Regions from separate parts of the Mus musculus genome. Here all the other regions are linked to region 2. The links are chromatin loops, found by intact Hi-C in ENCODE. Cell type or tissue: heart. All regions are shown on one strand. Each heading gives the region's core, and the rest is flanking DNA. Links, peaks and the distances in the headings are about the cores only. Region 1 overlaps Lysmd4 (LysM, putative peptidoglycan-binding, domain containing 4). Region 2 overlaps Lrrc28 (leucine rich repeat containing 28). Region 3 overlaps Mef2a (myocyte enhancer factor 2A).

Region 1 (10,822 bases), core at 1,435-9,434, 320 kb after region 2:
ACCTCCACAGCCCCAACCCCGGCAGGAAATGGGGCGCTCCCCTGTGGACAGTCTGAGCAGCTCCAGCAGCTCCTATGATGGCAGTGACCGGGAGGATCCACGGGGTGACTTCCATTCTCCAATTGTGCTTGGCCGACCTCCAAATACTGAGGACAGAGAAAGCCCTTCTGTAAAACGCATGAGGATGGACACATGGGTGACCTAAGGCTTCCTGGTTCATGTTTGTTCTTTGTGTTACTGCAGTGAACTGCCCTACATATCTTAAATTGGTGAATAAGGACATGAGTTCAATATATTTATATGTACATGCATACATATATATCCCTTTACATATATATATGTATGTTGGTGTGAGTGTGTGTGTATGTGTGGGTGTGTGTTGCATACACAAAATCAGGCACTTACTGCAAACTCCTTGTAGGTCTGCAGATGTGTGTCCACATGGCAGACAAAGCACCCTGTAGAAACAGACCAGTCTGGCACTTCCTTGGACTACTTGTTTCGTAAGATAAAGTTTTTGCAGAGAAACGTGTACCCATATATAATTCTTCCACATTAGCCTGCAGAAACCTAGGGGGCCCCCTATTTGTTTTATTTAACTGTGCGGTGACTGTAGTTACTTCAGAAAACAAAATGCTTTGTAGAACAGAGCAGTAGAAAAGCAGGAACCAAGAAAGCAATACTGTACATAAAATGTCATTTATATTAATAACCCAACTTGGCATGGGTCTATTGCAAAGGGGTGCATGGGAAAGGGCTGTTGATATTAAACAAACAAACAATAAACAAAAAGCCCCACACATAACTGTTTTGCACGTGCAAAAAAAATGTATTGGGTCAAAGAAGTGATTTTTAGCTATTAAAAAGAGAGAATAGAAAACACGCATGAAATATTCAGAAATACTAGCCTAGAAATATAGAGCATTAACAAAATAAAATTAATATATTAAGTTATAATTGGAATATGTCAGAAGTTTCTTTTACATTCATATCTTTAAAAATTAAAGAAACTGATTTTAGGTCATGTATATTTTATAAGAAAGAAAACACCCTTAATGAATTGATGACTATATATAAAATTATATCCACTACTTTTGAACACATTCTGCTGAATTATTTATATAAGCCAAAGCTGTATGTTGTAACTTTTTTTTAAAGAATAGCTTTATCTTGTTTTAACTTTTTAGTTTTATTTTAAGAGGGGAGAAAAAACAAAAATATCTTGCAAGCAGAACCTTGGAAAAAAAAAGCCATGAACACTTATTATTCTATATGTAAATTAAAAGTTGAGCCAAACTCTTTGTGTATATAGCATCTTAAATATATTATCACCTTTGATGTAAGTACCTATGTATTGTATGGTCACCAGATTAAAAAGTATATTTTTGTGGATTGCCGCCAATTTGGGGGGAAAGGCGAAGTCCTTAAGTAGAGTATTCACTGTTTAATATTTACTATTTTGTTAATATACTGTACTTTGGATTTTAATTATCAGCCCAGCTTTTCAGAGGCCTGTGTAAAGGGTTCCCCTCACTGGTGGTGAATGTGTGATGTTCTGTTGTGAGCTTTGTGCTGTATGGGGTGAGCATCATTATATATTTTATATGTGTACATAAATAGCAAAGTGGCAAGAAATTGGTGTTAAGTCCATCCTGCATAAATATAAAATGTGTTGTAACAGATTTTATAAGGCGTTATTTAAAACCTGCCTTTTGTGGGGGAAAAATGGTAGAAAGATGACCTAATTTAACTAATATTAGAGAAAATGGCAGAATAGTAGATGAGCACAAAGGTTTTATAAGTGGTAAATAATTAGAAAAATATCTGTAGGGAAAGGGATCTTTTTCTCCTTGACTCTAAAGATAGAATGACGCAGCTGGTTACAAAATCCAGGAGGGCTTTAGCGTCCGTGCGTGCGCAGGAAGGCACGGGCGTGCAGGGAACAGCTCTCTTATGGTGCAAACCCTCGACACGATTCTCGGTGTCCTGACGGAAACTGGTGCCACCCTCAGCTTGGATTTTGAACAAGGCCTTACTCTTACAGGGAGACAGCTCGTTGGTGATGGCAAGTTGATCCGTTTACTGGGCTTGTGCCATGAACAAAATTCAAAGTCCTGTATATCTTTTATCCTAGATTTTTAAATACTCCTTTTCCTGAAAATTAAAGGGTTTAAAAATGGCTGCTATTTTATATTGAACAATGTTGAGCAGCTACCTGCAGTTTTTACTTCCATTTTGCTTTCCCCCCCCCGACTTCCCTAAATTCTGCTCCTTTTGATGTTTCCTCATCTGCTGTCCTGACAACTCATCGCCAGCCTTCCTGCCCGGCACACAGGTATTAGGCACACACACCGTGGCGAGCGAGCGGGCACAGGCTGTGCAGCGGAGAGCGCCTCACTGACCGTTGGCTAGCACGTGTTAGCAGAAGCCAAAAAAGTGGGGTGATGTTTGCTCTCCTCTCTGTGGTCTCAACACTCGGCTCTTACTCAGAAAAGAGTAGGCTTGCTTTCTGAGATGTACGGAATTGACTTACAGGCACGTTCTTCATAAGGTCAGACCTGACTAAAACAAGACAGTCTCCCAACACTGAATGTCCAAGATAACCCTTACCACTTTGTAAACCATTTATAGCTTTGAAAGTATTAAGTGACCCTTTCATCATTATTTATGCATGTTCATGAACTTCTGCTGTATACTGGAATAGGAGTTAACACATTCACATTTACTGTCTATTTTCTTGTGTGCCTTATGCGATGGCTTTTCTGACTGTATCTCAATAGTCTTTCTTTCTATGCAGGTTTGTAATCAGGACAACTACTGTTTTCTAAAGGAATATTACACGAGGCTCGGAGTTTGTATTTAAATTACACTGACCAAGTCACAATGTATTCCGTTTTCAGGAACTGAATATCTGACTGTTAATCTTCCCCCATATGCCCAGTGTGATCTGGAGCGTATGGGTCTGACATCCTTCACCCAGATGCTCATGTGTGAACACATCCACATCCACGGCTCTCAGTGGAAGCCAGCCTAGAGCAGGGAGGACACTGACAGTGTTGCTTTAAACTGACTTTTCTTACCCTTTGAGACTCATGTGTTTTGTATAAGACACCATCACAGGAAAGTTTTCTCCCTTCAGATAACATATTTTATTATTAAAAAGAAAAACAAAAAAAGCTTAAGTTGCACTGGACATGGGAAGTTCCCTCAGGACTCTAAGTGGTTCTATACTGAGAGTGAGTGTCACCGCTGTGTCAACACAGGTGGTCCCAGTCAAAACTCCATCCTTTGAGCCCTAATTACATCCATTGTGTTACAAAACTAAATCAGGGGTTTGTTCTAAAAGAACAATACATGTTTCACCATTTCCTTTCAACTGTAAAGACGACTAATGTATTAACATAATTTCTGTATTAACCATCATGCGCACAAGAAATACATAGTAAATACGGAACCTGAAAACTCCTGGCATTGGATCATAAAAAGCTAGATGATTAGAATGTGAAAAGAACTTTACAAATGTAAAACTTTTATTTCTCTGTAGAAACTTTCTTCACTTTGCTGTGCAAGAAGACACTGCTTTGCTATATTTAAAATGGCTTTTTTAAAAGAGATTTATGTATTTGGTAAATGTTTGTAGTCAACAGTTCACACAAAGAAGCTGTACTCGGTTTGATCATGTAAAACCGTTTGGCGGCACAAGCTGGACTTTGTTGCCATCCTTGAGATGAACCTTTTAAGAAAAATAAGTTAATCTCAATTTTTCCCTGAATGTGTTGTTTTTTCTTCATTATACAATAAATATTATAGTGAAGTTTTTATCAAATGGTTAAGACAATGCTTGAGGTTGTTGTAAGCTATTTGTCTCCTGCACTCACTCCAGTAAAGATGGCCTGGCTTTGACCATACATCCAGACTCTGTCATGTTTGCCTGGGGAAAACAGGTTCTGGCATGGCCACCAGGCATCCCTGCTCCCCAGTTCCACCCTGTGGCATCTAGACAGCCCTGGAGCCTGTAGGAAGCAGCCAGCCATTTGTTCCCCAGAATCAGCCTGGCTGTGCTGCAGCTCAGTTAAATCCAGGGGGTCACCAAGAACTACTCATGGAGAAGAGCCTCAAGTGTGAGGGCACAGGCGTTAGCACTTCCTGTCCTGTTCCCATTTACCTTTAAGGGTTGTAGTGTGAAATGAGTTTTACCAGGATCACATACACAGCACTGAGGTCGAGCAAGAGGCCGATGTGACTTTGGAGTTGTGTTTTGCAGAGATGACTGTTACAGCACACCAGCAGATCCCTCCCACTTTCAGATCAAGCTCCAGTTATCCAAACCCACAGTTTTATGTTTTTGTTTTTAAAAGTCCTCTTCCTCTCCTTTGCCATGTGAGCCAGCTCCTAGCTAAGCAGATTCTTGGTGTCAAATCAAGTTAATTTTTTGCACTGGTTTTGCTTGCTGGCTATAATGGGGCTGTTATTAGCAGGTTTTGAAAGCTGTTTGAGTCCTGTGGCTAAAAATATTCTAATCACAGCTGCAGCTACTTAATATCAATTCACTTTGAGTTCCTAGTCAGCTCCCATGGGTGCCTGGCTCTAAACCTTTATCTTGGTTTTAAGCTGATTGTGTGTCTGAGTGGCACCAGCCAAGAAAGTGATTTTCCAAGCTGCGTGCCAGCTGGAAGGCTGCAGCCCACCCCAGCCACCTGTCCAGCTGAACACCACTTAGCTGCGGATGAGTCCGACAGGGATTGGGATGAGGGTCTATATTTAGGTGAAGAGCCCAAAGTGATGTGTCCTAGCTGGTTCTGGAATTGATGGTGTCAGTGTATCTCACTACAGATGGCTGTCCTTTCACAGGGTGAAGGTTCCTTCTAGGCTTCTCTGTAAAGTGCTGTCTTTGTAATTGGTCAAGTATTTTGGAGGTAACTTGAATAGTAGGTTTCCCCACTTAGCATTTAGGAATTGAAATTTAACAATGATGGCAATTTTCCAAATCAAATGAAACTATATGAATTCACGGATCTAAGACAAAAGAACTAGGAATAATGGGGAGACTAAGGAAGGACGCTTGGTTCAGTGGTGTCCGCCTCCCCTTGCCATCATGAATCACTTCTTATTTTCCTGAAATAATGCCAAACCCTTAAATGTAAAACTCAGGTTGTTGTGCACCTGGCCCCAACCATTCCAGCAACCTTTTCCCATAATACCATTTACACTCCCTACATACTGGGTCACCAGCTACTCACAGCCCCAATGTTCCACCCTCTAGTCCTCTGATCACACTGAAGAGCATTTCCTAAAAGCATCTGCCTGATGTCTCACTGACTCCCACTGCCCTTCCTGGTGTCAGCTAAGGAAGTGTTCCTTCAGCTCATCTAGGGAACCTCTCTTGAGGCCAGAGCCTTCATCACACTGCCTCCTAGCTTATCAGCACCTGAGGGCAGGGGACAAGGGCCCTGGCTGGTTATCACATCACCTCTAAATATTCTGAAGAGCTAGGGTATATGTGGATAGATGGAATACAGATAAAAAGTAGCCCATGCTCCTTATTCAGGGCAATGAAATTGTACCTTAAAATAACCAGATGCAGCCAGGTGTGAGGTGGTAGCACTAAGGAGGCAGAGCCATCAGCACCTCTATCAGGCCACTACCAGCAGCAGCCTGGTGGGTAGCAGCGCAGTATGGCCACAGAACCGGAAGAACGCAGCTCTGAGGCTGCCAAGACCAGATTACTCAGCTGCGGGCCCTTAGCTTTCTAACTGTAATGTGACAGTCAAGGCCTACCCTGTACAAAAGGCTTGCCTTCCCATGGCACCCATTGCACAACAAACACCACAGGATATATAGTGTATTTGGCTCCTAGCTGCAGCCATCTTTGTGTAACTTTGAGCTTTCTCTACAAGGTTGAGTATGGCCCAGAGCCCAATCCATCCCATATTATTGTCAAATCCATAAACTTCAGTGCCTCTTTCCCCCCTGTCTGCCCCCTGCTGGTCAGGCATGCAGTGTACAGCCCAGCCTGGGGCCTTGTCTCCCTCGTATAAAATCACCACACCAATACCAAGATTCCTTCAATTAGGGCACTTTGCCCAAACAAAAAGATGGTAAGTTATTCTTTAAAACATTCTCTTTGTTGGAGACTGGAGAGATGACTACATTGTTAGGAGTACCAATCAGTACTCTTGTTAAGGACCCCAGGGTAGTCAGCACCAGTATCAGGCAGCTCACAGCCGCCTAGAACTCCAGCTCCAGTTGGTCCTACACTCTCACCGGAGCTTCAAGGGCACCGGAATTAACACGCATTAATTTTAAAACTTTAAAAATCATTTTAAAAGCACCCCAGAGAACAGAAAATGAACTCCATAGTATGTATGTCTTTCACAGATCTACCTGAATTATGAAACATATTATGTAGGTCAGTGGGCCAGAATGCACTGTTTACCACTTAATCTGTCCTTCCCTGGCCACATAAGGATGTGCACAGCAAGAGCCTGCGGCAACCTGCCCAGGCTCAGCAGGTGGTCGAGGCTCCTGTCAGCTACTCTAATGCTGTCCCTTTCTCAGCTTTCACTCTGTTACCAATATCCACATAATATGAAAAGAGGGAGAATCATGTTTCCTTCACAGAAGAAATTGTTTTATTCCACTTGAGAAAAATACAGAAATACAAGTTAAAACTGTAACATGTCTAAAACTCAGTGACATACTGATACTATTGCATAGCACCATGGTCTGCCTAGACACAGAACACAAATCTCTGAGCCAAGCCCACCCCTGCCCTCAGCAGGCAGGGACACTGTGATAGTCATTTGACCTCATCCAACCTCAGGAGCCCTGACACTGCAGATCCCTTGTCACCTTTTACTTAGGAACCCACGCAGGGCTATATACAGGTGGTAATAAGTCCCCAACACTTGAGACAGAAGATAGAAAAAATATAGACATTCTCTGTCTGCCAAAAGAATCATTTCCCTACGGGACTCTGAGCCCTGCCTGATGAAGTTAATGATAACATTTAAGAGAAACTTCACAGCCACAACGGTCTTTGAGCATCCAGATAGAAATCACTTACATAATCAAGATGTTTATTGTACCAAGATTCATGGGTTCATTTTCTGCCTCAAAATACTCAATTCTGAAGATGATTTAAATTTGCTATCTGCACCCTGGGTGGGTTGTTTTTCAGACAGGAGGCCCAGCTCAAGTAAGGTCCTGCTCCTCTGGTCAGATTTCTAGGCCTATGTGTCAAGTTGCTAACCATCCCAGAAGCCTGCTAGCCTGTCCTCCCCAGGCTGAGCTCCCAGCCACCTCTGCCTGCCCCTGCTGTGACAAGGCAGGCTGACTTAGCCCTCCCCCCAACATCCCTAACAGGACTGATGGCCAACTGCTCTCAGGGAGTGGCTGAGGAAACCCTGAGCATTTTGTACCCTCCTACATCTCTCTCTCCAGCCTTTCGGAGCCAGAGTTACCTTGGTGGGGTTTGGATAGTATCTTAAAGGCTTGGTCCTCATCTCAGTGTTGGGAAGGAATGGGTCCTTTAAGAAATGGGACCCAGTGGGAGGAAGTCAGGCCACTGCAGGCAGAACTCTGAAGGTGATGCCTGCGCCCAAGCTCCTCTCCCCTTCTCTCTCCCTGCCACATGAACAATCTGCTTTACCACACTCTCCTTCATGGTGTTCTTACCATAGCCCCCAGCCACCCAGCCCCAAATCAGGCCATGGATTGAAACCATGAGCCAAGATAAACCTTTCCCACTGGAGATGATTTTGTTACAGTAAAAGACGGCTGACTGACATTGTGTCTGGTTTTCACACTGAGACACAGCATGTGCAAGTTTACTCTAAGGACCCAAAGAATAGATGAGTCAAGGAGGCAGTGGGAGAACTCTGCTTTGGGCGCACATGATCAGGGTGGGGTGGGACTCACTGTTATTAACAATGCTGGGCTGGCATGGCAACCAGTTTGCTTCAAAGGTCCATGTGACAGAAGCTTAATGGTGGATGTAGTCCCTTCAAACCATTCGCCAATACCAGCTGCTTCCCAGATGCCAACTGGGGAACCCAGGGAGCCACCACCACAGAGATGCTCTTAGGGTGACTCTGGGGGTAGAGCTTAAATTAGAGGGTGGCGGTTTGGATTTCAGGTTCTCATTTCTGAAGCACTGCCTCAGTGGGGCCAAGTGAAGAGGCAAACATAACATGTCAGGCTGTCAACTGACAAACTCAGTGACATACTATATAGCACCTTGATCTAGACACAGAGCATGTCTCTGAGCCCACCATTGAAACCCTATTCAACACTGGGGGCAGCAATAGTGCAGAACCTTTGTCACATTCTACTTAGGAGCCTGCACAGAGTGCTGCACAGGAACTCACAGCCGGCCCCTACATGTCTTCAAGAGCTGTGAGTTTCATATAAATGTCTCTCTTGCTGGGATGGTGGATGTCTGGGCTCCTGCATCCTTGAGTTAGGCCAAGCTATTCCTCAGTCTAGACCATCCAGATTGCCATGGTGTCCACACATCTCAGGAAGCGAAATGCAAACAGCTGGTGACAGTTACACAAGGGCCAACTGCCAAAGTCTGCCAACTCTAGGAAACAATGCGCTTAGGCCCCTGCCTGGGTGGTAGGGCTGACCTGGCTGTCTGAAGCGGGGAGGGTAGGCACTGGGATTGCCAACCTGGGAGCCTGCCCTGGAACTGGGCTCAGTGTCATCGAGCCATTGGGGACAACAGTTGCGTTCAAGCCATTTGAGGGCTCCCCGGTGGCCTGTATTTTGAAGTAGACGAGATAGAACACTGGCAATACGATCCCAATGAGAAGCATAAGGAAGACGGCATTCCACCACTGAATCCCACAGTCGGCACCATCGGCTACTGGCTTCTGGGTTATGGGGAGCAGCAGCTGATCTGGGGCCTCCACACAGCAGCTGTCACCGTGGAAGACGTCAGAATGCACAGCCCGCTCAATGTTCTCATCAATGCCCTTGAAGAAGTCTGTCAGCTGGTTGCCCTGAGTGGTTGCTCCACCAGCATCTTCATCTTCAGGCAGGTCTACCAGGGTCACCCTGGTCTCAGAGGATGAAGCCCCAAGGGGCATTAGTTCTTGGTGGGTCTCCGTGAGAATCCCATGATTTCTCACTGGAATCTTGATTGACTTCAAAGCATACAGGTCTTGCTCTCTGATGAAGTTGTTTGCTTTCTTGATATCTGCAACCTACGGAAGCCATGCATTATAAACATGCGATGCTCCTTAAAACCAGTACCCAGCTGAGACCTTTGCTTGTTGGGGCTCCAGTGGAGACGCCCATGAAAGCTTGAAAGCACACCCACAGACAGCTTCATTTCAGCTAAGTGACTAAGGCTTTTGATTCTCTGGTCTTTGGTTTTTACCCCTTAATGAATAGTTTAGAAACCAACTGCTCTACTTTAAACAATTTCTGATCACCTTTGGAGGGTGTTGTGACTACAGCCAAAGCTTCAGGTGAAACAGAACCAACACTGTCACCCTTCCTGTCTAACTCAGTGTCCCCATCTCACACCAGACCCAGCTGAGCAAGTGACCAGACAAGCTCACCAAAGCCCAAGCTGGCTCTGGGCACACGTGGGGTCTCTGCCACCTGAGAGCTTCCTCACAATGCTCCCTCACACTTTCCCAGAAGCAGGGCAGGCACAGGAACTTATTCCCCGGTTAGAAGTTAATTCAGTTTGGGGAGATGAAACCTCTCATGAGAAGTGAGCTAGGCAATCAGCCACCAGCCAGGAGTTTCGGGTTGAGTTGGTTTTTTTGTTTTGTTTTTTTGTTTGTTTTCTCCAGACTAAGGTTGTGGGACTGTGACTGTGGATTTTTATCAAGTAACACAAAACTTCTAACAGAAAAGGAGGAATGGGAAGCCAAATTTTAAATTCCCCTCACGCTACTTGGGAAAAACTTCTCTAAGTGTAAGTACGGCCCACGGAGCTGACGGTGCAAGTCCATCGTGTGTGCGATCGCTTTACTCAGCAGCCACTTTAGAGTCTTACTCAACCGGCTTATAGGACGCTTCTCTCTTGCTCTGAAACCAACAAACAGGAGGAGCTTGACAGCTTCCATTCTTTGTGTACTACATGAACAGCACATGTATTCTCCTCCCATAGGAACTGGACTACTTACTGGAGACACTAAATACCCACTCTGGGTTTCTTAGGGACTGTCATTCTGACATGACATGAACAGTAAGTCTATCTTTCAAGACTTTGTTGGGAAGGTTTTTTGTTTGTTTGTTTGTTTTTTGTCCATGGTCTATAAAGCATATGTTATGCCTAGAGAAGCAGATTATAACACCCAAATGCAAAGGCCAGTGCAATGTTAAGATGCTATGTGTCCCTGGAGACGAGCCTCTATTTGGGAAAGACTCCCACACCCACACAGTCTTTTTGCTCATTTGGATCTTTTTAGATAAACCACAGACAATTTTTAGGAGGTAAAGTTGTTTGTTTGTTTTTTAATTGTGTAGCTGATGCAAGCTTGGTGAAAGCTTCTGCCAGTATATAGCATGATTATAGCATGTACTATATAGCATGTATATAGCATGTATACAGCATGTATATAGCATGTATATAGCATGGAGTCAACAGCGGGAAACAGACTGTTTCAATGCGGGAGAAAAGAGCGATTCCAGAAACGCTTTCCAACTTACTTTGCCACTGTTAATCACTCTGAGTGCTAAAAACATAATTAAAGAGAAAGATAAGGTTATACAAACGCACAGCACAGGGGCCAGACCATGCAGTTCTACTAGGGAGAAGAGAGAAAACTCTACTAGTCAGATTAGCTACTGGCAAGCAAAG
Region 2 (8,000 bases), core at 1-8,000:
TTTTGTGCCTCAAAACACCCTGCACAGTCACTAGCCCTGGTTTCTGTGACTTGACCTGTGTAAGAGAACTAGAGATCCTGGAGTGTGACTATTCAAACTGTTCAAACCAATAGCAAGGAAGCCTGACTCCAACAGTCGCTTAGTTCTACAGAGTAGGGAGCATCTGATTAGAGAACCCACTGTGAAAGTGTTTGGTTAATTCATCTCCGTGTGTGCATGTGCACATGCATGTGTGCATGCATGTACACAGATGCATAGTCCAAGGACAACATGCTGGAGTTGGTGCTCTTTTACCATGTTGGATCCTGGATTCAATCCCGATTATCAGGCTGCTTTACCCATTGAGCCATCTTGCCTAGCCTGAAATGTTATTTTGTAAACATTGAATACATCAGAATAACTATGGTTATGTAAACGATGTAATGGGGTCTGGTGCATGGATCTGTCTGTGCTCAAAGAAGTTAGCATCTAAAGGAAATTCATTGTTCTAGAAAAGTGGCTGAAGTGTCTTTGTTATTTAGGGAGTTATATAGGTGATTTGACTTAATTTTGAAAGTCATTTTGGAATGGTCTGTGAATTAGTCTGAATTTGTTGTGTGGGCCTCCTGTGTTTTCTTGTACTGGGCATCCAACTTACTGAACTGTGATGGTTGGCTTGACATGGATAGAGCATTCTGAGCAGGCAGTTTTGATGTGTTCCTTTGATGCTTCAGTTTCTGTTAGCCCCATCTCTTTGTTTAAGAGACTTTGTTATTCATCTTTTGATAAGTAAATGGACCTTATACTAGTCAGGATGTAATAAACACAGATCCTGTTCTGTTCTGGCATGTATCACTCTGTGCTTGCTCACACTGTGTGATTAAGAGAGCAATAGCCGGAACACATAGGAGCGTCTTGTTCCTACAGCCATGTGGACTGCATATGCCAGAGCCCTGGTGTTGATAAAAAGAAGAACTGAGGTTTGTAGAGGACTCCCAGCCTTTGCTGATTTCTAAGCCCCACACTTGGTCTGTGAGGCTGTAAAAGAAGGAACTACTTGAGGTGTGGTGCAATTCCTTTAAAAGTAACCCAACAAAGGGGAGAGAGGACCTGCAGAGAACATATCCAGAGGTTAGGCACAGCCCCCCAGTTGGGGGCCACCCATCTCCAAAATATTAATCCAGAAGTACAGGTCCAAAGAGTGGAACAGAGACTGAAGGAAAGGCCACCCAGGGACTGTCCCACTCAGGGATCCATCCTATATGCAGACATCAAACCCAGTCACTATTGCTGATGCCAAGAAATGCTTGCTGACAGGAGCCTGATATAACTGTCTCCTGAGAGGCTCTGCCAGAGCCTGACCAATACAGAGGCAAATACTTGCAGCCAACCATCAGACTGGGCAAGGGAACCCAATGGAGGAGTTAGGGGAAGAACTGATGTTGCTGAAGGGGTTTGCAACCCCATAGGAGGACCAACAATATCAACCAACCAAATCCCCCAGAGCTCCCAGGGACTAAACCACCAACCAAAGAGTACACATGGAAGGACCAGTGGCTCCAGCTGCATATGTAGCAAAGGATGGCCTTGTCGGACATCAATGGGAAGAGAGGCCCTTGGTCCTATGAAGTCTTGATGCCCCAGTATAGGGGAATGCTAGAGCCCGGAGGCAGAAGTTGGGGCGGGGGGGGGGGGGGTAAGCAGGGAGCATCCTCATAGAAGCAGGGGAAGGGGCATGGGATGGGGGTTTGCAGAGGGGAAACAGGGAAAGGGGATGACATTTGAAATGTAAATAAAGAAAACATCCAATTTTTTAATTGATGCATGTCTTAATCCGAGGATTCAAGAAGCAGGAGGAGGCAACTTTCTGTGAGTTTCAGGCCAACCTGGGCTACAACAGAGAAACCCTCTCTCCAGAAAACAAAGAAAATAGCCTCCTGAACAGTCACTGGTGGCTTTCAAACCTGGACAGGCAGACAAATAGCTCTGTGCTTTGCAAGTTTCACATACTGAGCCTTTTTTACAAGGCCCTTTTGTTGCTATTTGTTTGTGGATATGTGTTTGATTTTAGTTTTTTGAGACAAGGTCTCTTTGCATGGCCCTGGTTGTCCAAGAACTCACCATGTTGACCAGTCTGGCCTTAAACTGAGAGATCAACCTGCTTCTGCTTCCTGGGTAGAAGAAGGGTTTTCTGTTTGTTTTTTGAATGTTCTTTTATGATCTTTATTTAGCATGTAGTATTGGTGAAATAATATAAGTAAATAATATTAATCAGAAGAAAATAAACCTTTACTGACTAGTAGGTAAGTAGTCTCTTCTAAAGTCTATCATTTAGTGAAGAGTTTCTGTATTACGTACGAAGAAACCAGGGGCCAGAGTGATGGTACAATGGCTTAGAGCACTTATGCTCTTGCAGAGGATCTGGATCCAATTCTCAGCACCCATGTAGTGGTTCATAGCCATCTGTGACTCATAAACTTCCAGGGAATCCAATGCCGTCTTCTGATCTCCATAAGAACAGGCATGACATGGTACAAATGCATACATAAACTTCATACACTTAAATAATCTAAACAACATATATGTAGTGTTATTTATTTACATTCATATAGGTGTGTGTATATACATATATGTACATATATACACACACATATATATACATATATACATATATATACATATATATGTATATATATGAGAGAGAGAATGTAAGAACCAAACACAGGGGCTCATAACTATAATCCTAGCAGTTGAGGGGCTGAAGCAGGAGAATTGTCATGAGTTGTCACCAGCCTGAGCTGCTTAGTGAATTTCAGGTTAGTCTGGGTAAAACAATATAAAAAAAGACTCAAAGCTTTTCCATGCAGCAGATTCTCGTATTTCAGGCTCATTTATTTAAACTGCTAGTCCTCTGGGCTTGGGAGTTTTGGCAGCAGACTATATTCTGGCTGGCTAAAAGCGTGCTTTCCTGAGGCAGCCAGAGCCTAGCTCTCTCAGCTGGGACCTTGCCAAACAAGGAGCTTTCTCACCCTGACCAGCAGGCTGTGCTGTGTCAGCTAAAACAGCCGCCGGGCTCTCCTCAGGATCTACACTCCTTTTCTGATCTCTTTACACTCAGAAGAGCAAGATAAATGGTCAGGGTGTGCTGAGCACCTGTTACTGTGCGATCAAGCTTGGCCCCATATACACCAGCTTCATGAAGTCACAAATCCGTGAGCTATTACATTGTCATCCTTATCATACAGCAAAGGAAGAGACTGAATCAGGGAAGCAGGAACCAGCTACCCTGTGGGAAGCCAGGATGCAGTCGCAGTCCTGACTCCAAACACACTAAGAGCAGGTCATTGCTTGCTCCCTCTCCCTCTCTTCCTCTCTCCCTCTTTCTTCCCTCCCTTTCCTGCATTCCCTCCCTCCTCAGATTGTACTACTTGGAAATATTAAGTGGCATTAACATGTAATAGGCTTTAACACAGCTGATTCAGCTATAGCACAAGATAGTATATACTGCTAGGGCACATGTAATGAATTCGAAAGTGCTCTGGGAGTGCCAGCCAGATCCCCCTAAGATGAAATGTAGCCAAATAGTATTTCTGAGTCATTAACTAGTCATCTTTCCCCATAAAGCAAGGAGAGGAGGCGTGTAAGGAGAAGTAGCAAGTGTCGGTATGTATTTAACTTTGTGGTGTGATGTCTGCATGGCACCTCATCTAATTTGCACAGAGGCTTTTGTGGTATATTAGAGCAGAGAAGTGCTTCCTCTGTCGTGTCCCATTTTGTGTCCTTGGCTTGAAGGGATGAATCATCATCTCCAGAGGCCGTAGCCTCCAGCTCGTTCCTTGCAATTAAAGGATAGAAAAGGGTTGGTACCCTTGCTGCATGCCAAAGAAAGTTCTCTGTTAATTGGCCACACTTCCCAGTGTGTCACTTACTAATAATAATGAAAATAATACCTGTCATATACTAGAGAAGGCTCTGTTCCAAGAATCCTGCGTCACACATTTATAAACCTAGCCATTCTTCCCAAACTTAGGAGATAGTTTTAGTTCCCCCATTACACCGATGAGATCCTAAGGCCACGTATCTAGTAAGCAGAAGAATGAAGGTTCAAGCCCAAGCTGTCTGACTCTAATCTACTCTCCTTTCCTAATTATTAATTTGCTCTGTGCCTTACTGCGGCTCCAGTCCAAGCCAGGACCTCCTCCGCTTTGACTTCCTTGAGCTACTTGGGGGCTCAGAAAGGCACATATGAGACTATAGACCATTTAGCATTTTGGAGTTGTATTTTTGAGAACGTGCTCATGTTGGCCTCGAACTCTTAGAAATCCACCTGCCTCTGCCTCCCAAGTACTAGAATTAAACTCATGTGGTACTTGTGAGTAGCCCATTTATAATTTATTAATGAAGTTTTTATTTTAAAAGTTTTCTATGTCTTAAACTCCATAAATTTCCGCTTGTGTTTAAAAGCCTTTGTCATAGAAATTGTGAGAAAACAGGTATTTTAGTGGATTTCTGAGGCCTTTTCTGTTGTTACTGGAATGTGATATTGATTAGTTAATATTTTTCCTCACCTGTTTTGTAAATGTAAAATTTTGTGGTTCACTAAGAGAGCAGTTTTCAGTTTTTTGGTACATACATATTTTATTCCTTTAAATCTATGCTACATATTAAACGTGATTCTTTTCCTATGCTCCTTACACCTGATACAGCTGGGGACCAGGCGGTGTTGTGCCCTTTCCCATAGAGCTTGTTGAGGTACAAACAGTCCTGAGCAATGGTGCGATGTCACAGCCACTGGGCTTTCTGCATTAGTGCTTCTCTCTCATTGTGTTGTTTTCTGTGTTTGCAGCTTGATTTAGCAGCAGATAGGAAGTCTGGGATCTGAGTACTTGGTGATAGTTTTTCCTCTTGATAATCTTAGAGGTTATTATTATTCATGTGCAGTGTTCTGAGGGCATGTGTCATGGTACACGTGTGGAGGTCAGAGAAAAACTAGCAGGAGTTGGTTCTCTCCTCCTGTGTGGGTCCTGAGGGTGACACTGGGGACGTCTGACTTGGCAGCACCTTCACCTACTAAGCCATCTTAGAGATCTTTCTTTTTTCTTTCTGGTATAAAAGGTAAGCAAAAAATTTTCAGAAATGGAAAAATAAATTATTGGCTAAACATAAATGGTGAATGCTAAAGTATTTTATGCTAGACATAAGAATGAATTCCAACTGGATTATGAATATAAATACAAAAGGAACGAGAAAGCAGGGAGGGGAGGAGAGAAAAGGGAACCCCACTAATCCTGAGAGAGGCAGAGGCAGGAGGAAGAGCTTGGTTAACTTGTGTTAAAACCTTTTAATTGTCTGGATTTTGGCATTTGTTTTACTGAAACATGGCCTTGCTAGCTGTTCAAGAAGGTCTTGAGGACACCGTGCAGTTTAGTCTTAACTTTCCTAACACGGGAAGGGTGGGAAGTTGGTTTACAATTTTTTATAAATCAGAAAACACTTATCAACAAAGTCAAATGACAACTGACAAGCTAAAAGAAAATATTTGTAATATGTATCAGAGATGTGGAGGTTTCCCTAAAAAAAGAAAAAGATAAAGAAAAAGATAAATTTCAAGAGCCTGATAGAAAATGGGGAATGGAGGGTTTACAGAAATACACTTTTTAATTGTTTGCTTACACAAAATTAGAAAATTACAATGTAAATAATCCTGAGATTCTGTTTCTTAGCCATAATTAGCAAAGATTTAGAAGTATGATATGAATTGCTTCTTGTGGGTGAGAGGCTGCTCTCTCACAGTGCTGGTGGGACTTGAGATTGACATACTCTCTGAAGGAACACTGGCAGTGCCAGAGAGTCTGAGCTCACAGGCTCACTCCTCAGAGCTCATGCTGAAAACATGTCCAGCAACTGAGATGTGTGTCTGCGAGGGTCAGCGTGCATGCACACTTCCCAGGCCCCAAGGTCTCCGCGTGATCTCTCAGTAGTAATAGACACACCTGGCTCATAGATAGGTTTCTTCAAAAAGAGGAAGTAGGATGCTTTGGAGAAGTGGTTAACTTAGGGCTTCGGCAGAGAGATTGTGAGCTGAGCCACAATGCCAGAAAGTCTTGAAATGATCAGAAAAGCATGAGGACTTGTTAAAAGAACTTAGAGCAAGCACACAATCATTCCTAATTGCCAAGATGGAAGCATTTGTGCAACAGGACAAAATAATAGTAGCATTGGGTCTTTATTCTTTACAGTAGAGAGGTCTATAATTTATACTAGTATGAGAGTGTTTTTAAAGGATGACTCTTCTTTAAATAGAAGTTCCAGTTAGTAAGTATAGCCAGAAAAAAACAGGATGATAGAAAAATCACCATTACATTTCATAACTATGGGGTGTTTGCTAACAAGATCTGTGGTAAAATTGTGGGCAGTGTTTCAATTATTGGGCAAATTTTTGTGGAGACAGGATTTCTCTGTGTAACTTTGGTTATCCTGGAACTCACTCTATAGGCCAGGCTGGCCTCAAACTTGGGAGATCCACCTGCCTCTGCCTCCTAAGTGCTGGATTAAAGGCACAGACCACCACTGGCTTGTATAAAATCAAGTTGTAAGGCATGGGGACAAAATATGTTTAAGCTGACCTGTCACCTTACTTTGTATAACATTTTCTATGGACCAGAAGGGGCCCTATAGCAGGACAGTTGAAGTTGTCTGTAAAATGTCAAGGAAGTTATATGTAAGAAGAAATTAAATATTCTACTACTGACAATTTCATCTTCCAGTTTAAAAGTCAAAGTTTGGGTTAAGTTTTCTACACCATGTTTCCCGACACAAAGTCAGTATTACAACTGCCGTAAGTCTACACTCAGAATCATGCATTCTTTTTTTTTTTTTTTTTAAAAATAGAGCGTTGGGGTTATTTATGATGTCATGCATTACAATGTCCTCCCTATTATAATGGTTAATTCCTACAGTGGTTAACAGCACCGCTCTCTGTGATCAGATTTAGGTCGCTCCCGAGAACTGCAGTACGTGTATGTGGATAACAACATCCAGCTGAAGGGCCTGCCCTCATACCTCTACAACAAAGTCATCGGCTGCAACGGGTAAGGCTGCCTCCAGTGCGTGCTTACAGATAGACGAACGGGGTTGGGAAGTTCTACTTAGGTTTGCCTTTGGCCAAATACCTTTATGAACTAAGAATACGAGGCAAATAATTCAGAAGATTGTATGTTAGTGTCAGCTAGTAAGCCATGGGCAGTCCATGAGTTATTACTTTGCAGTCTAAAGAGTACGTGCATTTTTCTTCTTTTTTTGCTATAGAGAGAGCTCTACTTTTGCCTTTATTGACCAGTTGTGTGTATTTAAGTCTAGAGCATGAGGGTTTCATGCCACATGTCTTAGTCAGGGTTTCCATTCCATCAGGACCAAGAAGCAGTTGGGGAGGAAAGGGTCTATTCAGCTTACACTTCCACACTGCTGTTCATCACCAAGGAAGTCAGGACAGGAACTCACACAGGCCAGGAATTTGGAGGCAGGAGCTGATGCAGAGGCCATGGAATGCTGCTTGCTGGCTTGCTTCCCCTGGCTTGCTCAGCTTGCTTTCTTATAGAACCCAAGACTACCAGCCCAGGCATGACACCACCCACAATGGGCCCTCCCCCCATGATCACTAATTGAGAAAATGCCTAACAGCTGGAACTCATGGAGACATTTCCTCAAGGGAGGCTCCTCTTTCTATGATAACTCCAGCTTGTGTCAAGTTGACACACAAAACCAGCCAGTACACCACACATACCATTATAAACTCTAATAACTCTAGAGGAATTGGCATTAAGTTAAAAGATTTTCTTCTTTGGAACATTATTGCAAGGACAATTTGCTGCAGTAACTGGCTCTTAGCTAAGACTTTACTGATTTTAAGTATTTAGAATTCTGCAGCAGGGGGCCTGGAGAGAGGGCTCAGCAGTTAAGAGCACTGACTGCTTTTCCAGAGGTCCTGAATTCAATTTCTACCAACCACATGGTCGCTCATA
Region 3 (10,822 bases), core at 1,476-9,475, 300 kb after region 2:
TTTCTAAGACTTGGCTTAAGTGACCTTAGCATTTTTGAGGAACACTGCTCACATGTTCTATAAAATGTCCTTCAGTTAATGTTTGTTTGATGTTTTTTCAAATTAACTTGGAGTTACTAGTTTAGAAAGGTAGGCAGTGTCATTTTTATATTAACTTAAGAGATACTTAAGGAACATTTCATCAAAATAGACCATTATGTTTCATAAAATAAAACTTAGCAAATTTATAAGAACTGACTCTGTCCATAATCAGTAGAAATCAGTCTCAGAAAGGTATCTTAATGTAGAAATATAACCATAAATTTACCTTTAAAAATAATATTTTCATTAGTTATTTAAAAAATTTATTCAGTGTATTTTGATGAATTCACTCCCACAACTACATCTAGATATCCTCCTACCCACCCAAATTTGTGTCTTCTTTTTTAAAAACAAAACAAAATTTACAGAGTCCCTTTGTGGTGTCATTGTGGAAACTGTCCTCTAGTATGGCCTACTAGGGATCATAACGTTAAAGGAAACTGACTCTCCATCTCTTAGCAGCCAATAGCTTCTCAGCTAGGGCTGGGACTTTGTGTCCACTTCTCCCAACTCCATGCTGGAATTCTGTCTAGCTTGAGCTTGCGTGGGCTTATACATTGCACCTAGTCACTGAGAGAGAGGTAACAGGTACAACTGCTCTGTTGTACCCAGAAAACACTCTGCTCGCAGTCATCCACCACCTCCAGCCTTACCTCCAGTCTTTCTGTTCCCTCGTTTGTTATGATCCCTGAGCCTCACACTTTTAAATAATCTGCGGGCCTCAGAAGAAAATATCAAGGGAAATTTAGCAGTACATATAGCTAGTAGTCAGGTCAAGAGTACTTCTTGCTCTAGTGGAAAGCCATATTCAACTATCAGGACCTACATCTCCTACATCTAGTGGAAAGCCATATTCAACTATCAGGGCCTACATCTCCAAGGGATCTGATGCTCTGTTCTGGCCCCACAGGCCATATTCATGTCCATAGTCACACATAATTAAATAAATAACTGTTTAAATGCCCATAACTAACTGAAACCGCAAATACAAAATTCCAAAGTGTTGAGGGCCATCAAGACCGTTGCTGGAGAAGCTGTTTAAGCATTAAGTGCTTGTATTAGAGAAAAAGAAATGTCAGGGGTTGCCAGGTGGTTTAGCAGGTGTCTTCGTTAGGGTTTCCATTGCTGTGACCAAAAATCAAGTTGGAAAAGAAAGGATTTATTTGACTTAAAGTTCCATATCACAGGTCATCATCAAAGGAAGTCAGGACAGGAACTCAAGTTGGCCAGGAACCTGGAAGCAGGAGCTGATGCAGAAGCTGCGGAGTAGTGCTGCTTACTGGCTTGCTTCCCATGGCCTGCTCATCCTGCTTTCTTCTAAAACCCAGGACCACTAATGCAGAGATGGCACCACCCACAATGGATTGGGTCCTTACCCCATCAATCACTAATGTTGAAAATCCTCTCCAGGTTTGACTAGCCTGAAGTTATGGAGGCGTTTTCTCCATTGAGATTCTTTCCTCCCGGGTGACTTTATCTTGCATCAAATCGACATCACACTATACCAGCACAGCAAGCAAAGTCACCTGCTCCCAAAGTTGACAGCCTGACTTCAATCCTAGGAACTCACAGGGTAGGAAGAGAGAACTGACTCCTGGACATTGACCTTTAACCTGCACACATACACACCTGTGAATGCACACACGGAGAATAAATAAAATTATTGATAAGGATGAAAAGAAGGTCCCAAGTTAGTCACCATAGCTTTTACTTTGAGAAAGAAGAGAAAATTTAACCCAGAGCAGTAAAAGAAAAAAAAGTAGCAGGAACTTTAAAATGGAAAAAGAGTAGAGTCAAAGAGTCAAACTGAAAAAGAACTTGTTTTTTCTTTCCAGATTAATTTAATTGATCATTTTTCTAGCCATGCTGACCAAAGACAGAGACATAGGTTCTAAATACCAAGGCTGGGAGGGGAGCAAAATGCAAAGGCTGCAGAAAGGAGATGGCACAGGCAGTCCTGTCCCAAGATACAGACTACCAGGAAATTACTCAGCTCACCTAAGTGCTAAATAAGGAAGTTGTATTTTTCTTTTTAAAATCTTCCAAAATAGAAATTCCAGCTCTAGATGGTTTCACTACCAAATTATCAAACATTTAAGGAAGAATTAATAGCAACTCATCACTATCTCAGAAAGGAAAAAAAAAGAGAGCACTTCTCCCTCATTTTATTAGGCAGCATCTATCTTAATACAAAACCAGAATAAGGCATTGTAAACAAAAATACCTATAAGCCGGTTTCTTCATGGACTGTCTAGACACAGAAATCCTCATGTACTTTCTAGTTCTGTCTGTTAAGAATTCCTTGAGTAATTTCATCTAGTCGCTGAGTGTACCTGGTGCTCTCTCTGATTGTGATATCTAAATACCATTATCTAATTCAGAGGCTAAGGGCTCCTTGGGGAAGTGGTGGGTTGTAGGGAAGCACAAATAAGCCAGAGGAGCCAGGGAATAAGGATGTATTATTGAAAGGTCCCAGGGACCATTCTTTCAAAAAAACAAAAAACAAAACAAAAATCCCAGTTTGCCAAAACTAGAAAATTTTAAATTACAGTAATTTGAGGTTATAACCCAAGGAAAAAGGAATGCTGATTCCATCATACAAATATGATTCAATAAATAAGGAACTGGTAACACCTCCTCCTTAGATAACAGATTTAATTTAGAAGAATTTTAAGAATAGTAAAGCTGGACCTTAAAGCACGCCTTTAATCCCAGCACTCAGGAAGCAGAGGCAGGCAGATCTTGAACTCAGGGTCAGGGCCAGCTTGGTCTAAAAAGTTTGGTCCAGTTCCAGGAGAACACAGAGAAGCTCTGTCTTCAAAACAAAACAAAACAAAAGATTAGGAAACAGCTTTATAATAGCATAGTAGGGCCCTAACTGTTCTAAGCACGTCAGTAAGTAAATGCTGCAGGTAATGGCAAACATCTAAAGTGAACCACTTACACACTATCAAGTTTCCTGTACCCAAACATGTGTTATTTATAAAGGGGAAATTGTGCTTTTAGAGTGGAGAATCCTGGAGGACGTTACCTTAGTTAAGGTAACTGGCATAACACCACTAAGAGTAAAACAAAAAGAATACACGTGCAGTCGGGTATTCTTTCAGCAATGCCCGTCCTTCAGCCCACCAAGGCTGGTGGGATCTAAGTGAGGTGCAAAGCTTTACAAATGGAATTCCTAGCCTCAACAGTTTTTGGGGGGTGTTAACCTCAGAAAGCCGGGTAAGATGTGTAGAGGAGCTCTCTGAGTGCTGTGGAGTAAGATAGTTAAAACACAAATGTGTATAACAAAGAAGTATGCCTGAAAAGAGCAGCCACTAAAGTGGCTCCTTGAGCACCTTGCAGGTAGGCAGTACCTGCTAGGAGCTTTCTTTAAAAAAAAAAAAACAAAGTCACTTAAGGCACTGAAATGTGTGTTAGAAAGACCCAACTACTTGGGACTTTGAAAACTGCTTAATAAAATCATATCTAGTCACAGAAAAAAAAGACAAAACCATGAACCCCATGGAAAATTAAAACTGTCATATAAGCTATTTATACCCTTATCTCTGTAAAGTTACACTGTATTTTACATACAGCAAGAGTTTGATATTATTTTGACATCTGTCTTGTAAATTGGAGATAACAAAATGATATGTTTAAGTGAGCAGCTGAACTATATTTGCCTACTTGTACGCTGAGTGCTTGTTTTGTTGAGTAAATGATCAGTTTATTCATTTGCAGAGAAACCAGTGAGGCTTAGGACACTTCACAAATTGGAAGAAACTTGACTTACTCAAGTGAAATAGGAAATATCAATGAGCAGACTGTTTCTAGCATAGAAGTATTTCATAACCACTTAAAAGGAGAAAACCTGTCTTATTCATTTTTACTGTTTTTAAAGTTTAACAGTTCCCTTCCAGTCTCTTCTTTGTCATATGCAAGGCTTTACCCCACTAAGATAGTTTTATTCATGGGAACACTGTTATTTGCAAATGGTAAACATATATTATTACTCAAAACTATAGCATTTATTAGTAAACACTTACTGTGTCTTATAATGTGTTGGCCACTGGGAAAATAAAACACACAGCAGTTTTCTAACAATAGAGTCTGGTAGTAGACAGGCATGTATACAAACTGTCTGGCCAGATGGGGTAGCTATGCAGGGATTAAATGTATATGTGCACAGTGTTAAACTTGGAAGTGTCTCAGAAGCAATGCTGTGTGTAGGAGAGACCCATGTAAGAGGAGGTGGGATTAAGGGACAGGATGGGGCTTTAAATCATTGGCTAGAGAATTTAAAAGAATTTTCCTTTATTTTGAAAAAGCAACTATAATGTAGAGGCAAGTACTATATGCATCGTTTGATATGTATAGAACCTCTGTAAAGTTGCAAACAGCTACTAGAATCCAAATGCCATGTTTTTCTAAAGAAAGATCTTGTTGCAAGTTCCAACAGTCTTAGTTAACTCTCTTATCCCTCTTATGTGCTGAGTACAGTCGGAGGAAGAGGAATTGGAGTTGGTGAGTGTGGTTTCCTGCTTGAACAGAGTTGAAAAATATATAAATAGTACTAATTATTTTAAATGTTCTTATTTAACCTTTGTTCCTTTGTTACAAAGATATTTTTCTATTTGTTTTCCACTATCCAAACATTTTTTAATCAAGAAATCCACCTACTGGCACTACTGATCCTAGTTATGTTTATGTTTATTGCTGTATATATTGGTCCCTTTTATTTGATGGGTAAAGGAGAAGACATATTGAAGTAACTTGTAAAAACAATAGCTATCCATGAACACAAGATACTTAAGCTTTTTTTGCTAAGGAAGTACACAAAATACCTTATGTGGCTTTCGAAATTATTAAAGTGTTTTTAGAAAATGACTTCACCCTCAGAGTCCCTGAGATCGTAACACAGAATCTTGTGTTATGTTTCTTTCTTTCAAAAAGATTACATCATTTTTGGTGAGGTCACCTTTTTCAGAGTTGATTATCTCATCCTGCATGAGGCAGTCGGAACCACAAGGGGGTTCCCTGTTTACAAAAAGAAGTGGCTGTGATTGAACACACACACATTTGCTTCTTACGAGGAATGTTTGAGTCTTTAAAAGCAGCTCTTACCTGTTTATCCAAAACATATTTTATGTTGTTTTTTTCCTGTGGAAAAAAAACTTGACTAAAAATAACTTACCTCTATGTTGGGAACTAAAACCCAAACTCAACAGATGTCATCATATGCATTCCAAGTCTAATTAGATGACTCCGATTTAAAGGGAATAAAAACTTGTGAGTGTTCCAGTGTTAGCATGGGCAGGGGTTAGGAGTGCATGTGAGCATGGGGTGTAAAGGCACCCACTATTTTCATTTCCTTATGATGACATGTTTATGCATGCTGGTGTGTTTTTAACAGTTTCTTTTCAAATAAGTTTCTTTGTTCTTTATCCTTAAAATAAGAGATGATCTTTTATTTGTTCTGTGCTTGCTCATTTTTGGATTGGTATATGAAATATACTCACTGATTAGCTATAAATGTGATGCTAGATTATACAATGAATATCTTTGGGGGGAAATTCTTGAGTTAAGGATGCCACTAATGGTTGCATTATGGTTCAAACTGAAATAATTCATCTTTTACTAGACCCTGCTCTTTACCCTTAAATTATTGTCCTAAATGCTTTAATTATCTATCACTGTGTTGCCCTCTAGTGGTTCTGAAAGTCACTTACTCACGGAACACACTGCTTGCAGGGATCTAGCTGGTGGGCAGACCAAGTATGGAGGGTCATTATTTCTACAGTCTTTGAAGTCATACCAAGAAGTTGCCATGAAGATGCAACTCTAAAAAGCCCAGAGTAGGGATAGCCTACACAGAACCATCTGAACACTATTTTTACCTAGTTTTATTTGAGACCAGATTAAGTCTCTCCCTCAAAAACTCATTGAAATTGTTGACTCAGTGCTGAGCCTGAACTGTTTCTCCACCTGTCATACCAATGTGTGACACTGTGTGACTTTGCCTTCCTTAAAATGACACTTAACTGCAGAATCTCAGAGATAGTTTCTGAGTGTGTTGAAATGTAGAAATCATGAAGATAAGAAAGATCGCTAAAAAGTGTAGTCAATCACACTCTTTACAACTTCATAAACACCCATGGAAGGAGTTACAGAGACAAAGTTTGGAGCTGAGACGGAAGGAAGGAAGGAGCATCCAGAGACTGCGACTGCCCCACCCGGGGCATCCATACCATAATCAGCCACCAAATGCAGACACTATTGCATATGCCAGCAAGATTTTGCTGACATGACCCTAATATAGCTGTCTCTTGTGAGGCTATGCCAGTGCCTGGCAAATACAGAAGTGGATGCTCACAGTCAGCTATTGGATGGAAAACAGGGCCCCCAATGGAGGATCTAGAGAAAGTACCCAAGGAGCTGAAGGGGTCTGCAGCCCTATAGGTGGAACAACAATATGAACTAACCAGTACACCCTGAGCTCGTGTCTCTAGCTGCATGTGTAGCAGAAAATGGCCTAGTCGGACATCATTGGGAAGAGAGGCCCCTTGGTCGTGCAAACTTTATATGCCTCAGTACAGGGTAATGCCAGGGCCAGGAAGTGGGAGTGGGTGGGTTGGAGGGCAGGGCAGGGGGTTGGGAGGGTATAGGGGACTTTTGGGATAGCATTTGAATTGTAAATGAAGAAAATATCTAATAAAAAATTGTTCTTTAAAAAAGTTTAAGCTAATTCAGCATCTAAAAATGAAATCAGTTCAGAATGCAGGGAAGAATCAGAAACGCAGTTCCCTGGAATTCAGGAAGTTACGCAAGGCATTCTGTGCCCTAAACATTTGTTGATGGCTCTGATCCAAAGTGAAGTGAAAGAAAGGAGCCAGCTCCTGCGCCTGTGTTGAGGACTTCCCTAGCAAGAGTGAGGCCACAGTGACTCTGTTCTAAGCCTTGCACTTCTAGAATAATTTTATCTCATTACAGATTTAGTGGGATGGCTGTGAATCAAAAGGAATATAAATATATTTGTCTGTTTAAGTCACCAATGACACCAATAATATAAAGTTTTAACTACAGAAAGTCTGGGGACAGTAAAAAATGCTGTCTTGGGTTCATTTCTAATATACCTCTTCAATTATCAGCAGGAGCACTGAAAACCAGACATGACAAACATGTCTGTCTTTCTTTTGTAACAAATTAAAGGGTTCAGAGAAGTAAAGTGATGTTCTCCAGGCTTAGAGGTGAATCAGTAATTAAGACTCCAGTCATACCAGTACATCATATGGTTTTCAGATGCCCTGTGAGAAGATGTGTAGGAAATACAAACTGACCTGAGAGAAGCTGGAGTCCAGATCCTCAAAAGACCATCACCCGTCAGGCACTCATATTAGCCAGAGGCCTTCATTCATTCCAGTGCTTTCTGAAAACAGTTCAAGAGAAAATGCAGTCTCATTTGGACTCCTGAGCTCTGACACAGACCCCCAAAACTGTCAGTCATTAGGCTCTAACTATTTGTAAAAACAAATTATAGTTATCCTTTAGCTTCTTGTATACAAACTGTGGAGTCTCTTCTGTTCTCTGATACTTGATCCTGGAAAAAGTCAACTTTAGGTCAGTGTGAAGGGAAAAATTATTCTGCCATACCCCCTACACATGGAAGACAGGGGCTATCCTAATGTAGCTTCATCATTGAAGAGTTGACTTTTTTTTTTTTTGCCAGGAATAGGCAGTTCTTAAATCCCAGCCATCAGGAGTCAGAGGCAGCGGGATCTCTGTGTGTTCAAGGCAAGGCTGATCTACATAGCAGATTGATGTTCCCAATCAGCCAGGGCTACATAGACCTTCTAGGGGAAAGGGGACAAAAGGAAAAGGAGAAAGGGGTGGGGTGGGTGGGGTTGTCAACATTTTAATTTATTCCCAACCTGGCTAAGATACAATTATGCTGATACTATTAATACAGTCAGTCAGTATTTAGTAGCCTTTTCAAAAGTACATTATTAAAAAACTTAGAGCCTTTCCTTTCAGAAAACTGGAAGGCCAGAATGATACAGATCTGAGTGTGCTGTTAAAACCTGGATCACCTGCAGGGTGAGCAGGAGGGAAACCAGCTACATGGGATAAGCCACAGCCTAAAGCATTAGTATAGAAGGACTGAAAAGGACGTAGTTTTGTTCCTGTACTCTTACATTTATAATCTCATGTATACAAATTACTTTTGCTGCCATCAACCATTTAAAACATAAATAGACTTCATTTAATGTAGCTTGACAATACTTGTAATGATATCAAGTCCTCATTAAGTTATCACACAAAAGTGTTATCACCCATAAGGTAAGTTTCTATTTTAAGACATGCATCTGGGATTAATATGCTGTAATCTTAAAGGGGAAATGAATAATTAATACAAAGATAGATCTCTTAAATATTTAGTTATTCTCATTAATATCTTTAAGGATCTCATATCACTGTTTCAAGAAATAATGACATTCACATAAAACTGTGAAGTGTCACATTTAAATTGAAAGTTATTTTTAAAATCTTTAGTCTGAACATAAATACCACATAATTACACTTAATCTGTTCTCTGATCTCTCACAGAATGCCCAAAGGATAAGCAGTTCTCAAGCCACTCAACCTCTTGCCACGCCTGTAGTGTCTGTGACAACTCCGAGCTTGCCTCCACAGGGACTAGTGTACTCAGCAATGCCGACAGCCTACAACACTGGTGAGCCATCTCTGGGCCTTTTCCTGGACTCTGTTCTTGCTGCTTTCTAAACAAGGGGTACATGCTTATTAAGAATATAGCTCTGGGTTTTTGTTTCAAGTTTAAATGTATATTTTTAAAGTGCTAAGCCTTTAAAAAGTTACATAAAATGAGTTGATAATAGAATGAAGTAAGTTATTTCTCCAACATGAACTTTTACTACTTTTATTTTGGCGGCGGGGGTTGATTTTGGCGGCGGGGGTTGGGGGGGAGCAAAGGGGGGTTGAGACGGGGCCTCTGTGTAGCCTTGGCTGTCCTAGAACTCACTTTGTAGGCTAGACTGGTCTCAAAAGCCTTCCCCTGCTTCTCAAGTCCTGCAATTAAAGGTGTGTGCCACCATGTCAGACCTTTCACTGCTTCTTAAGAAAGAAGCAAGTAGCTATTGTCAAGTGTGGCCAAGGAAGGGAGGAGGCAAATTGCCCAGGTATTTTTATAAAGTCTTTTATTGCACACTATCTTTTTCTTCCTCAACTTTGAAATCAGATTGTTTTGTCTGTATGCTATAAACCTGCTTTGGGAAAGGGTTGAGGTCTCCTAGGGGTATGGAAGGTACTTCAGTGTGGCAGGCAAGATGTGTTTTTTCCTGTAGCTACTGGCTTGGTCTGTGTTATTAGACCCTGTGGAGGAGAATGAGCTCTTGTTTCTCCCCATAGCCAGTCAATCTGCTGCTAAGAAGAGGTTTTCATTCGTTTTGGTATTTTTGTTTCAGACTTTTGGTCTTAAAATATTCTTAAGACAGAAGGCTGTTAAGAAAGTTTAGGAGTAGGTGGACAGTGGTGGCACACACCTTTTATTGCAGCACTTAGGGTGGGGAGTGGGGTAGAGGCAGGCAGATCTCTGAGTTTGAGGCCAGCCTGGTCTACAGAATGAGTTCCAAAACAGCCAGGGCTACACAGCGAACACCCTCCAACCCCCTGTCTTGAAACACACACACACACACACACACACACACACACACACACACACACACACACACGGCGGGGGGGGGCGTCACAGTGAAGGGGGAGGGATACTGCTGGCTTAACCAGATGGCCCCTATGGAGAACTGGTGTGCAGAGGGTTCCCTGTGGGTTTACCATTCTAAGACAGGCAGGAAGAACAAGCAGTTTCACTTTCTCCCCAATTGAGCCAAACACCTGGCTCTGGGAAAGAAAGAAATAACACCTTGTCTGCCATCAGAAGACTGCAGTGCAAGGAAGTGACTTCTTTATGACGCTCATAAGTGGACTGTGGTAGAGATCACCTAATTTTAGACTTCAGAGTAAATGCTTTGGCATCAGTACTAAAACTGCTCTGTGAAGCTCCTGGAGGGACAGTTTATACCTTTGATTGGCACTTTAATTCCAGAGTTTTCAAATAACTTGTAATAGTCTTGTTGACAAAGCCTGGGGATGACCTTTACCGTCCCAAGTACCTGTGTGAAAAAACACACTGCTCCAGTCTGTCAGGTGCTTAGTAGCCTATGAATTGTAGCCCATTGTTTGTCTTGCACAGAACTAATTCCAGAAGAGGCCAGAGCTTAAACACTTCTAGAAATCCAATTAGAGCCCATCAATCCCTTGCTGCATAAGAGATTTTGAGTTAAGGGCATATCTTTTTGCCAGATGAGGAGCAGACACATCTTAGCTGGTAAGCATATGTAGGAAAAGTCCTGCACTGTTAGACTTTCTAGTTTGTACTCTGAGGTTGAGAAGATAGGCAAGAAGGGAGCTTGAGGTCCGATGGGCAGGTGGGTATAGCTGAGGACACCATTTGGATTGAGTATCAGAGTGAGATTGCAGTATTCTACATGTCTCATTGCAGGCATTCCATTATACTCAAGATTCTACTGTAGTGCTCGGTTTTTAGAAACGCCATTAGTTTCTAAAGAAAGTACATATATATAAGCATTTTAAAAATATTGCATACATCTATTTTTACAGAGTCTGCAAGGAATTTCTAAAACACATAAAGTAGAGTCAGGCTTCCTTAAAATCATGTGACTAAACA

Evidence for each region. A loop is a pair of places that touch in the nucleus more often than their neighbours do. Peaks named below come from ENCODE experiments on the same cell type or tissue, not always from the same donor. Only the 100,000 strongest peaks of a DNase experiment are listed, where the experiment ranks them.
Region 1: a loop joins it to region 2, with 2.5 times the contacts of the local background. A loop is called at or near these places in 13 of 42 quality-filtered maps.
Region 3: a loop joins it to region 2, with 6 times the contacts of the local background. A loop is called at or near these places in 13 of 42 quality-filtered maps.

The regions. Positions count from the first base shown.
Region 1 is chr7:67,224,251-67,235,072 of GRCm38, reverse strand. Lysmd4 (LysM, putative peptidoglycan-binding, domain containing 4) reads right to left here. Exons shown (of 3, transcript NM_175215.4): 3 at 6,605-9,209. The coding sequence ends at 8,601. It overlaps Mef2a (myocyte enhancer factor 2A), which reads left to right. Exons shown (of 11, transcript NM_001291195.1): 11 at 1-3,910. The coding sequence ends at 205. Among named protein-coding and RNA genes, the nearest start is that of Lysmd4, 7.1 kb to the right of the region's middle. In heart, for the core only: a CTCF peak has its summit at 5,990 (motif pointing left); DNase peaks (open chromatin) are centred at 4,132, 4,652, 5,772 and 8,802; H3K27ac peaks cover 668 bases.
Region 2 is chr7:67,544,436-67,552,435 of GRCm38, reverse strand. It overlaps Lrrc28 (leucine rich repeat containing 28), which reads left to right. Exons shown (of 10, transcript NM_175124.5): 7 at 6,968-7,070. Among named protein-coding and RNA genes, the nearest start is that of Gm23233, 22 kb to the left of the region's middle. In heart, for the core only: a CTCF peak has its summit at 3,003; a DNase peak (open chromatin) is centred at 2,975; H3K27ac peaks cover 350 bases.
Region 3 is chr7:67,238,286-67,249,107 of GRCm38, reverse strand. Mef2a (myocyte enhancer factor 2A) reads left to right here. Exons shown (of 11, transcript NM_001291195.1): 9 at 8,668-8,794. Among named protein-coding and RNA genes, the nearest start is that of Lysmd4, 21 kb to the right of the region's middle. In heart, for the core only: CTCF peaks have their summits at 5,083 (motif pointing right) and 5,776 (motif pointing left); no DNase peak of the experiment used is centred there.